Linked DNA regions of Homo sapiens: regions 2 and 3 are each linked to region 1. A link is a contact called in ENCODE Hi-C data. All regions are on one chromosome and are shown on one strand. The core of a region is the stretch at or near the end of the contact, and the rest is flanking DNA. Distances in the headings are between cores, read along the strand shown. Region 1 holds the start of PPWD1 (peptidylprolyl isomerase domain and WD repeat containing 1). Region 2 holds the start of TNPO1-DT (TNPO1 divergent transcript). Region 3 holds the start of ANKRA2 (ankyrin repeat family A member 2).

Region 1 (3,330 bases), core at 632-3,131:
TCATCAATCACATGAATAAATATATAATTAGAAACTGCGGCAAGTGCCATAAATAAAATGGTTACTATGGAAACATTTAATAAGAGGACCAGGAAGTAAAAATGATAATGCACTGTAAGGGTGTCAATATACAACGTTCAAAAAAACAGCTTCTTCAAAATTTGGATACATAAAATTTGAAGGCTACCTGTAAATTCAGTATTGATATATAACTACCTCAGAGTTATGATCAAAGTGCTTCAGAAATCCAGTCCAGACTGGAGAAGTCACAGGCTTCCCAGAGAAGATGATAGCTAAGTGCTAAAGGTTGACCAAAAGTCAGTTCAGTGGAAGAGTTGAGGGAAATTATTCCCGGTAGAAACACCATATCTGGGTAGGAATCCAGAGGAAAAAAAAGTACAAGACCGATTCTCGAGTGATTTTAGAATGGGTGGAGTACAAAGTAAGGGGTTGGGAGAGGAAGGTAATGGAAGATGCACTAAGAAGGTAAGGAGAGATCACATCATAAAGGGCTTTATATGCCATGTGAGGGAGTTTGGGCTTTAATGAAAATAATGAGCTGGGCGCCGTGGCTCATGCCTGTAATCCCAGCACTTTTGAGAGGCCGAGGCAGGCAGATTACGAGGTCAAGAAATCAAGACCATCCTGGCCAACATGGTGAAACCCCGTCCCTACTAAAAATACAAAAATTAGCTGGGCGTGCGCCTGTAGCCCCAGCTACTCGGGAGGCTGAGGCAGGAGAATCGCTTGAACCCCGGAGACGGAGGTTGCGGTGAGCCGAGATAGCGCCACTGCATGCGCTCCAGCCTGGGCGACAGAGCGAGACTCCGTCTCAAAAAAAAAAAAAAAAAAAAAAAAGAGAGAGAAAATAATGACAAATCATTGAAGTTTTTTAAGGGAAGGTGCTAAAGTACGATTTGAGCTTAGACCACATTTAAAATGTCTTAAATACTTAAGGAAAACATTTCACAGAAAAACAAGATAACAAAACAACAAAGACAAGAAAACTTAATCTACCCCTTTTCCCACCCCTTTTATTTGATAATAATTTGTGATTATTCCTCGTTAGTGACAAAAAGACTCAGCCCATCGTATCAAGAGCGTGATTTCAAAACCACAGACTTCGGGTTTTGGATGAAAACAAATCTGTGATCTAGGAAGCTTACGTCATTTTCCCTAGATGCGAAAATTTATTAGTGGAAGTGTCAGAGTTGAAATTATCTTTACCTACCATGATTCGAAATAAGCACCGCCTTCCTCTCGCGCCCCAACACATTAATACATTAACACCACTCCTGAACTAAAGCCTTAAAGAGAACTGGTACCCTTTTGCATACCTAAATAAGAGTTCGAAATTCCAACTTCATGTGGCTGCTGTGGGGAGTAAATGAGAGGAGCCAAACACATAAGAATAGGAAAATGTTAGTTTTAGCATCTGTCATAACAAATCAATGATCAAAAGTGTTAGATATTATCAAAAAGACGTTGTACTACGCTTAAATCACTATTTCGTTAAGACATGCAAGTATGGAGTAGCCAGAAGTGAGAGGACGGCCCTCTGTTCTGAGGGCACAAAACTCCACACATCATCCCTCTTCGGATCTGGCTTGAACCCTCCTACTCAGCGGACGCAGCACTCCAATTCGTCCCGGTACTATGTCTGCAGCTACCTTTCCTCTTCTTGGCCAGTGTTGCCTCCACAGGTAAAGGTCCAACCCAGCGCTCTTCGTTCTCCTCATCGTTCTCCTGGGACACCGCCACTGCTACTGCCAGCTCTCTTTCGCTGAGTTCTGTTTTTTCCGGTTCCTCCGGGTCCCGGCGCCTTCTACGTCTCTGCTGAAAATCGCTACCACTTTCCGCCGCCATGTTGTTCGCATCGTCAGAAAAGGCGCGACACAAAACTCAGCTACCAATCCCAAAGCAGCGGCGCAGTCTTCTGTCAGCGTCCGAGCGAGTTTCGGGATTGGCTGGGGTGGGAATGAGCACATCCAATGGGCATGCAGCGCGCGCAGAAGTCCGGGGCTGGCAAGCGCTTCCTGCGCAGCGCCTAGGCGACCTGGAGTTTGTGACGCTGTGATGGTAAGACCTGGGCCGGGGAGGTTGATATAACGGTTGAATCTTGTGGAGCTCCAGTCCTGAAGGTGAAACCCTTATCGCCGGCCAACTAGATACCTGACTTCCCAGCCGGGCTTTGAGTCCCGTTCTTCTCGGCTTCCCGCGCGCCAACGCAAGCTCCATAACCTCACCAATATTTAGAGAAAGATGGAAGGGTGGGGACAGAAGGAAGTGGTTAACTCGCGGGTTTCCTTTCAGATGCACTAAACATGTTTTCTCTCCTGACCTTTATTCTCTCACACACTCTCTGAAGAAGGTGGTGAGTGCTTGTTACTGTTTCTGGGGGTGGGGTGGAGAAGCAGCTACTTCAAATAACCAAAAGACCTAGGGCAGAACGGGTCACTCTTCTTTCTTCTCTCTGGTATAGGATTTCATCTCCTAGCAGTCATCTGAACTCTTTCTCCTCCTCCTCATCTGTCTTCTTCATTTTTAAAAAATTAGGTAAAAAGCACATAACATAAAATGTATTATCTTAATCTCTTTTTTAAAAAATCAAATACAGCTTGTCAAAATGACCTCCGTAAAACACTTCTTTTTTCTCTGCAATTACTTTTGCACCAACCTAATAAAATCCTCGTCGTAAATCTCTTCTCTACTTTTGCCTTGAGATAGGCACCACGTACAGGGAAGGAACTGCCCCCCCATAGTAGGCACTTTATTTTATTTCAAAGGTTCCCATTATTTGACCATTCTACCTAGCAAGTCTCATTTCTTCTCTGCCCTCTGCTCTCATCAGACTACTTTCTTTTGTGTCTCACAAATTTCCCTTGTTCGTTCTTGCCTCCTACTCTTATGTTTTTATGCTTGAAAGCATCTCCACAGCGATTTAGCCTTCATGTTTACAGCTTCTCATCTTTCAGAGACCAATGCAATAATGAGGATGAAGATGATAATGATAATGATAATAATAATGTAGCTAGTTAACATTTATTAAGCATTATTATGGACTAATTCCTTCCGGGTTGGTTTTTCTAAGCTTCCCTATCCTGAATTCCGATAGTACTTGCAGGCAGTGTTGTATACTTTACCATTTCATAGCACTTCTGACTACCTGAAATCATATCATGTATTTAGTTATCCATTCATTTATATTGTCTGCATGAGAATGGAAGCTCTACAAGTACAAAGACTTTTTCATCTACACAGCTAAAGCCAGTGTCTGACCAATGGCACACATTAACATATTTGTTGAATAAATGAATGTATTTTAGAATT
Region 2 (3,373 bases), core at 658-3,157, 7.3 Mb before region 1:
TTACAACATTTAGAAAAACTGAGTTCATGGAATGGCTTTAAAATTATAAATAAGCAAAACTACAGTCATAAAAACAATGAATACAATAAGAAATGTTGATATTGGAAAAGCTTACAACTAGAATCATGTATTTTTACAAAAATCTTATTCTGCTCACATTATATAATGGTAATAAAGCCACTGAGAGTTGAGGTAGAAGTGCAAACAAGATTTTTATAGATATTTCAGTGGGAGGAATTTAATAATTCCTGACTAGGAGAAAGATGCAGCCACATCAAGGGTGGCGGCCCCTTTTAGGAAAAAGAAAACAGAACACTAGTACTTCATTAGGCTCACGTTAAATTGCATGAAGTAAAAATCGTACTGCCAAGCTAGTATAAATTTATGCACTGCATAGCTAGAGACTAAAAAAGATATCTGCACCTACAAACTATTGTTTCCCTTTTGTGGTTGCTAATTTTCATCCTGGCACAGCCTTCTCTAGGAACAACTACGGTGCCAGGTAAGGTGAAAGTGGAAAACAGATCCTTTCCCAAAAAACGGAACTTTCCCCTTTTCCACTAAACATAGCTTCTTCACCACTCTAACATGAAAGCTTTGATATAACAGGGAAACTTAAAAAGCTGCAGGAACTTTTGTTATTCTAAAAGTGAGTAGTACGTCAGGACAGCCATTTTACAACCTTCATTTCCAAACACCTATTACACCATACATCTTGCAATTTTAAAAGTATCTTTTCTTTAGGGTAAAAAAAGTACCACTTACACATTCATCATTTAAGTCATTACTGTTTCAAAGGACAGTTATTAAGCTTCTTAATACAGCTGTCAAAATCAATTTGTAGATAGCCTCCAATTTCAAATTTCTACATTTACATCTACTGATAGACCATCCTGATTAGCGATTAAGATAACAGACTTAAACTCTAAGCAATCCTTGCAAAATCCAGTTGATTTTTAAAATCAGTAAGCAACACGCGATCATTTTTAAAGAAAGTCATTCCGAAAATAGCTTGATTGTGGTGGCCAATCTGCTCCTCAGCAGCTGTTCCCTGTTGCTTGTACGCATGGGAGTGGAGGTAGAAGGGCAAAACCCACAAGCCCACGCAAAACTCGTACAGTCACAAACATTATGTAAACATGTCGTGAGGCCAAGAGGCCCCAAGGAGAAAGAACCGCCGGGAGGAAGAGAACGGCAAGCTGCATGTAAGGACGATGGGCGCTGTGTGCGGACGCAGGAGACCCGGGCAGAGGGGCCCAGGGCGGGACAAAGACTGGCCCATCTCGGGCAGCGCCGGCCAGCGCCCAGAACCAGTGAAAGGCAGCCGTCCCGGGGCAGCCGACTGCAGCACTCAAGGGCCCTCAAACGCCACAGCTTAACAGGCGAGGCAAACGCTCCCCTGAATGTAAGACCCTTCCCTTCCCGCCCCTTGTAACGGGCTCCTGCCGCCCCTAACGGGATCCTCGGACGCTTGAGGAGCCGCCGTCGCCTGCTCCCTACCCGGGTCCCGCAGGGCGCCTGGGCGGGCAGCTGTTGGGGTTAGAACCGCGCCGCCGCTGCCTCTCGGCTTCAAACGGCCGGGCAGGCGCCGAGAGAGCGGGCGAGCCCGGCGTCTCTCCCGTAGGCGCGTCAGGCAGCTCGGCGCTCCCAGCCTCCGTTCCCGCCCCTGCAGTTCGGGGCCGCGCACCCTCACGCCACCTACCCGGTCCCACACCATCCCAGACGCCTCGGGCGCTCGGGCCTTCGGCCGAAGCGGCACTGCCTCCTGTCCGGGGCCTGAAATGGCTGCGGAACAAAGAGAATCTGGGCTTCACCGAGCGCCGGTCCGATTGGCCGGGGGGCGGAGCCCGCGGCGGGAACATTCGGCGGCGGTCGCCTTGGCAACGGCGGCGGGGCTAGGAAAATTGCTGCCTGGGTCGGCTGGGCCTGTGGGCCTGCGTCCGACAGCGCGCGGCCGTGCTTTCTAAGCGGGCTCGGCAGCACCAGACTTCACCGGCCCGGCGCGGGGCTCACAAGTGCTCGCACTCCCTGCGGCCGGCGCGCTGACCGGAGCCTCTGGGTCTCGCACGCAGCAGCTGCAGACGCTGCCCGGCGCGGTGGGGCTGTGAGCAAAACGGCCCGCCGGTGTGGTTGCCCAGACTGTGCTGGGCCCTCCTAGGTGGATGGCCCTGCCCCAGCCTAACTTCTGTACCCCAGCATAACCTCCAAAGTAACAGCCGTGCCCTGGGAGCCTGTTCAACACTGAACATATCCCACAATAACACTGTTCCAGCGTCGCTGGTAAAAAGCAGAAATGGCTTCGGTAGGTAGACGCCGGTGGATGGCTGCCCGCTTAGAACAAGATAGGCTTTTGACGTATGTTGTATCTGGCGTATAAACTACTATGTAATTAGAATTCAGTGATTTATAAAATGTTTACGCCTCCAGGTGTTCAATCCTATAAAACTGTAGTTTCTTGCTCTTAGAAATAACAAGCCTTTCTCTCCCTAACCTGCCATCATGAGAAATTAAAATGTCCTGTATTTTCTGTACGGCAAATGATTCAAAATGGGAGTGGTGGACGTTTTTATACCCAACTGCAACAAGGGTAATGAGATAAATATCAGTTTCCTTCCCTCAGATTATTCTTATATGTAAAATTTACTGTATAAAAATACTTAAAATTTGCATAGCTAGCTGATTTTTATTTTCTAAGGTGATGATGCCCGTGATAATATTCCTCACATGATCAGTGTGAGTAGAAATACCAGCAGTTCCGACTATCTTACTGGAAGTGCTGTATATATTTTGAAAATGTGTGACAGTTGTTGCCTTCCTGTCATAGTTTAGGTAAAATTACAGTACATAATACTAGAAAATGTCTAAATTTTTACTAAGGTAATTTATTTGTTCTTCTAAACGTGTTAACAATTTTCATTTGAATTACAGTCATTTTGCAGGAACAACTAGTTTATTTAACTTAAAATTTGAGACTAAAAGTACCATTTTTTAATCATTGGGAAATTGAACTTAGCAAGGGAAAATATAGATAACTAAAATATTCATGATTTCAACATGTTATAATATTAATTTGATAGTAATTGGATACAGTAGTGTATATCAAAAAGAGCCCCCCCCCCCAAATAGGAGTAGATTACCAAGAAAAAAATGTAATATAAACTTTTCTGAATGGTAGTTTATCTGCAGGAAAATATACCCAGAAAAAGTATATTTATCCAAATAACAAATGGCTTATTTCTGCATTTGAAAAGTTACATCGTGGACTAGGATCTATACAAATCAGAAGATGTGTAGTATTTGCATTCTACTTTGCTAAAGGAAAAAACACAAATATTTCTAAAATCCAAAAGATTAGCAAATAATGACAGATGTA
Region 3 (3,276 bases), core at 176-2,675, 8.0 Mb before region 1:
TGTACACAAAGGTTCTCACACCTAGCCAACCATTTTACAACACTTAGGAATAAATCTAGCACAGCCTTACAGTAGCCAAACCAAAAAGGATCATGCTGGCTTTGAGTGTCCATTTTTTGGCAACAGGAAATATTAAGGTGAAACTGCAAATACAAGTTTCCTGAAACCAAGTTTAAGATGACATTTAATCTATAACAATTATAGTTACGGATTTGATTTCCTGAAAGCCTAAAAATGCCAAGAAGTAAGAAACACAAAGCTAATATTCTAATGTAGAAGCTTAAAATTAAATTTACTTTAAAAGGTTTAAACAGTAGGAAAGAAAACTGTAATAAAGCAGTCCTGAAATTAAATTCAACACTAAAGTGGCAGAATAGGATAAAACTTTTAAATAACATGCAATCAAGCCAAAACATTTTTCCAGAACGACTCAATTGCAAAAGAGATTCAATGTTATCAGGTAAATGATTCCAGAGGTGCTGCTCATCATCTATTCCAAAAAGCCTGAAAACTTTACATTAGTAACACCACGATAAATAGGTGTAACATATATTTAAAAGGTGCTTTAATGAAATACAATGACCAATGATTGTATTTCACTGGTCTTTGGGAACACTCTTCTGTTCATTAAAGTACCTACCAATGTGCAGGACACTGCTCTAGGCACTGGGGCTATAATGGTGAATGAAATAAAGACATGGTCTGTGCCTTTGCTTACTCCAATATACTCCATTTTGGCTGGTGACTGGCACCAGATATTAACCTAGACTCAGCCTTGACGTGTCCTTTTCTTCCTCACTCCTAACATCCAAATAGTTAACAAGATCTGCTGATTTTATCTCCCAAATATTTTAAAACTCCATTAGGTTCACTTCACCTGAGGGAGCCTCGTAAGCAAAGGCAAAGATGGAAATGTGTCCATTGCCTTGGAGAGTTGCTGATTACTCCGGGAACTAACAACGGTGGACAGGAAAGGGTGTAATCGCAGAGAAGAACCTAGGTCGAAGCTTAATTGAGGGGAACTTGAGCCGGTTAAAGAATTTGGCCACTCTCCTATATAGCCTGGGAAGCCCCAGAAGAGCATGCCAGATTAACACAGGAAGGCCGGGTGTGAGTGTGGGCTTCCCTCAATGGGAGCCGCCTTCACCTACCTCCACTGAGCCCCAAAGGGTCCGACGAGACACCTCGACCCAAGGACAATTAATCGGACTGTGCCAGCTCCCTACCCTGCACAGTTCAGCAGCACTGGCGTAAAAATCACATGGACCCTCAAGGAGCCGGCGACACACACAGCGAACCGAACGTCGCGCGAAGATGACGTACCAGAGCACGCTCATGAGACTCACGCAGCCCGGCGGCGCAGAGGCGGGTCAGGTGGGCGGGGCGATCTGGAGTAGGAGGTGTGACCGGAGGGCGAAATTGGGGCTTCCTCTGCTCTGGTGACCCAGAACCGTCAACTGAAATGACCCTGTCTGTGTAGTACTCCGGCAGGATGGGCCTCGGAGCGTAAAGGCGGCAAAAACAAAAATATTAAAAAAAAGGAGAGAGGGACAAAAAAAAGAAAACCCGAAAGTTTCAGCTGCATTGCTGCGGAACGTTTTTTAGCCAGAAGGCGAAAGAAGAAATCGGAAGTGACGTCGCGGCCAAAACAAGCCCGGGCTTGGAGGCCTGTACTGAAGCTGGCCTCAGATGGGAAGGCCCGACTCGCTGTCTGCTGTCGTCGGTGGTCGCGAGACCTTGCACTCTCACCGGGTCGGCCTCCAGCCCCTGTGCCCGGGATCCGCTCGCCGCGGATGAGCGAGAGTTTCTTCCTGGGACTTTTCGGGCACAGCTGGCCGGTGGCGACAGAACGGACTTTCTTTCCTGCAAGAGTCTCCCCTCCAGCGGGAGACAGCGGGCTCCTGTCTCGGGACGCTGGGACACCTGTCGCCTGTGAGGCATCATTTATTTTCATAGCACCTTCCTCTCCTTGTAGAATAATTCCAGGATCAGGAAGAAACGAGGGGCTCCTGTTATTAGCATCCACAGGAACTAGCATAGCTGCCCACTTTATCTCCGTAGACTCTCTATCCCTTCATCCCTGGGCTCTGACAGATCGAGGTGAACCTAGCTATCGATTGCCTTACCCCCTTTTTCTCACCACCACCTCTTCTAAGTCCTGTTACCCCACTCCCCTCACCCCCGCCTCCCTCTCCTGTTCTTCAAAATTTTGGCCTACCAATCAACTTTGCTTCTCCTCTCGTTAAACTGCTGTGCCAAGATAAGCGTTCATTTTCCACCCACCCCCTTCGCCTAAGCACATTTGCTATTCTCCTCTCGAAGACCTGTAATTCCATCTATAAACCCTGATTTGTAACATGGAAGCTGTTTAGAGCTGGAAAGAATATTAGAAAGGCCTATTTCAACACCTTTTTATAATAGATGAATTTCAGAAAACTTGTATTATTTATTTGTCCAGGAGTGGCCAGCTAGTTAGTAGCGATGTTGGGAGTGGAAAGCCAGGTCTAATCAGCAAATGTTAGAAATAGAAAAGAATATGGAAAAAATTGTTAAAGTTAAGATCAGAAAACATTTATGGAGCACCTGGTAGGACCAAGTACTGTTCTGTGTGCAAAAATTAGTAAGAGTGGTCCCCATCCTAGGGGAGTTTTCAATTTAGCTGTTATTTAAATGGAAATTGTCAAAAGGATGGTGAATGCTAAAATACAGATACATGCAGGGTGCTCAGAGAGCTTAGGGGAGTTGCACTTAGCCAACCGCTGGATAGGAGAAAGGGGGAGATGGTTCTTCCCTCAGGAAACACAGTTCACATTGTCCAGTCCCTTTTAAGACGCATGGACTAATGCATTGCACATCCATCTCCCTTTGAATCACTGAACTAATTTTCTTTTCTGGTTTCCTTCTTTTTGCCCAAATGTATTAACCTTCTTACTTCCTGCTTTTTTTTTTTTTCCTTACTATACTATGTGTTATTTATTCAACTCTCTCGTGGAGATTTTGGCTTTGTTTAGGGCTGCCTCATTTTAATGGTCAGAGTGATGGAGTCAGAAGAGCTGAGTAAGCCCTCATAATTCATGAGCTTCCTTTTTTACCCCTCCTAGGTGGACATATGATTACCTGACCTGCCTACTCAAAGGATTGTTATAAAGACTAATCTTTGAAAATGTTTTTAAAATTGTAGAAGGTGGTTATCTGTAAATGTATGGTTTCGCGACCCTTGCTCCACTGCGATCCTAATGCATTTTTCTTTTAATTCCAATTCCAATTTTGAAACAC

The links. Hi-C counts contacts between places; a loop is a spot of excess contacts on that map. Pooled maps may share reads with other maps.
Region 2: a pooled map shows a loop between it and region 1 (15-fold over the local background). The contact joins the promoter of TNPO1-DT here to the promoter of PPWD1 in region 1. A Hi-C loop is called at or near these places in 5 of 50 pooled maps.
Region 3: a loop to region 1 is called in a pooled map, with 9 times the contacts of the local background. The contact joins the promoter of ANKRA2 here to the promoter of PPWD1 in region 1. A Hi-C loop is called at or near these places in 2 of 50 pooled maps.

Annotation. Positions count from the first base shown.
Region 1 is chr5:65,561,847-65,565,176 of GRCh38, reverse strand. It overlaps PPWD1 (peptidylprolyl isomerase domain and WD repeat containing 1), which reads right to left and starts at 1,881. Exons shown (of 11, transcript NM_015342.4): 1 at 1,671-1,881. The coding sequence starts at 1,866. It overlaps CENPK (centromere protein K), which reads left to right and starts at 2,009. Exons shown (of 11, transcript NM_022145.5): 1 at 2,009-2,079. RefSeq lists enhancers at 1,432-2,092, 2,233-2,372, 2,093-2,754.
Region 2 is chr5:72,815,082-72,818,454 of GRCh38, reverse strand. It overlaps TNPO1-DT (TNPO1 divergent transcript), which reads left to right and starts at 1,907. Exons shown (of 9, transcript NR_186518.1): 1 at 1,907-2,302. TNPO1 (transportin 1) reads right to left here and starts at 1,794. Exons shown (of 25, transcript NM_002270.4): 1 at 1,703-1,794. The coding sequence starts at 1,717. RefSeq lists enhancers at 1,018-1,067, 2,148-2,227 and silencers at 1,528-1,747, 1,788-1,887.
Region 3 is chr5:73,563,788-73,567,063 of GRCh38, reverse strand. It overlaps ANKRA2 (ankyrin repeat family A member 2), which reads left to right and starts at 1,425. Exons shown (of 9, transcript NM_023039.5): 1 at 1,425-1,932. It overlaps UTP15 (UTP15 small subunit processome component), which reads right to left and starts at 1,321. Exons shown (of 13, transcript NM_032175.4): 1 at 1,152-1,321. RefSeq lists enhancers at 1,056-1,610, 1,182-1,741, 1,752-1,961, 1,982-2,031, 1,611-2,165.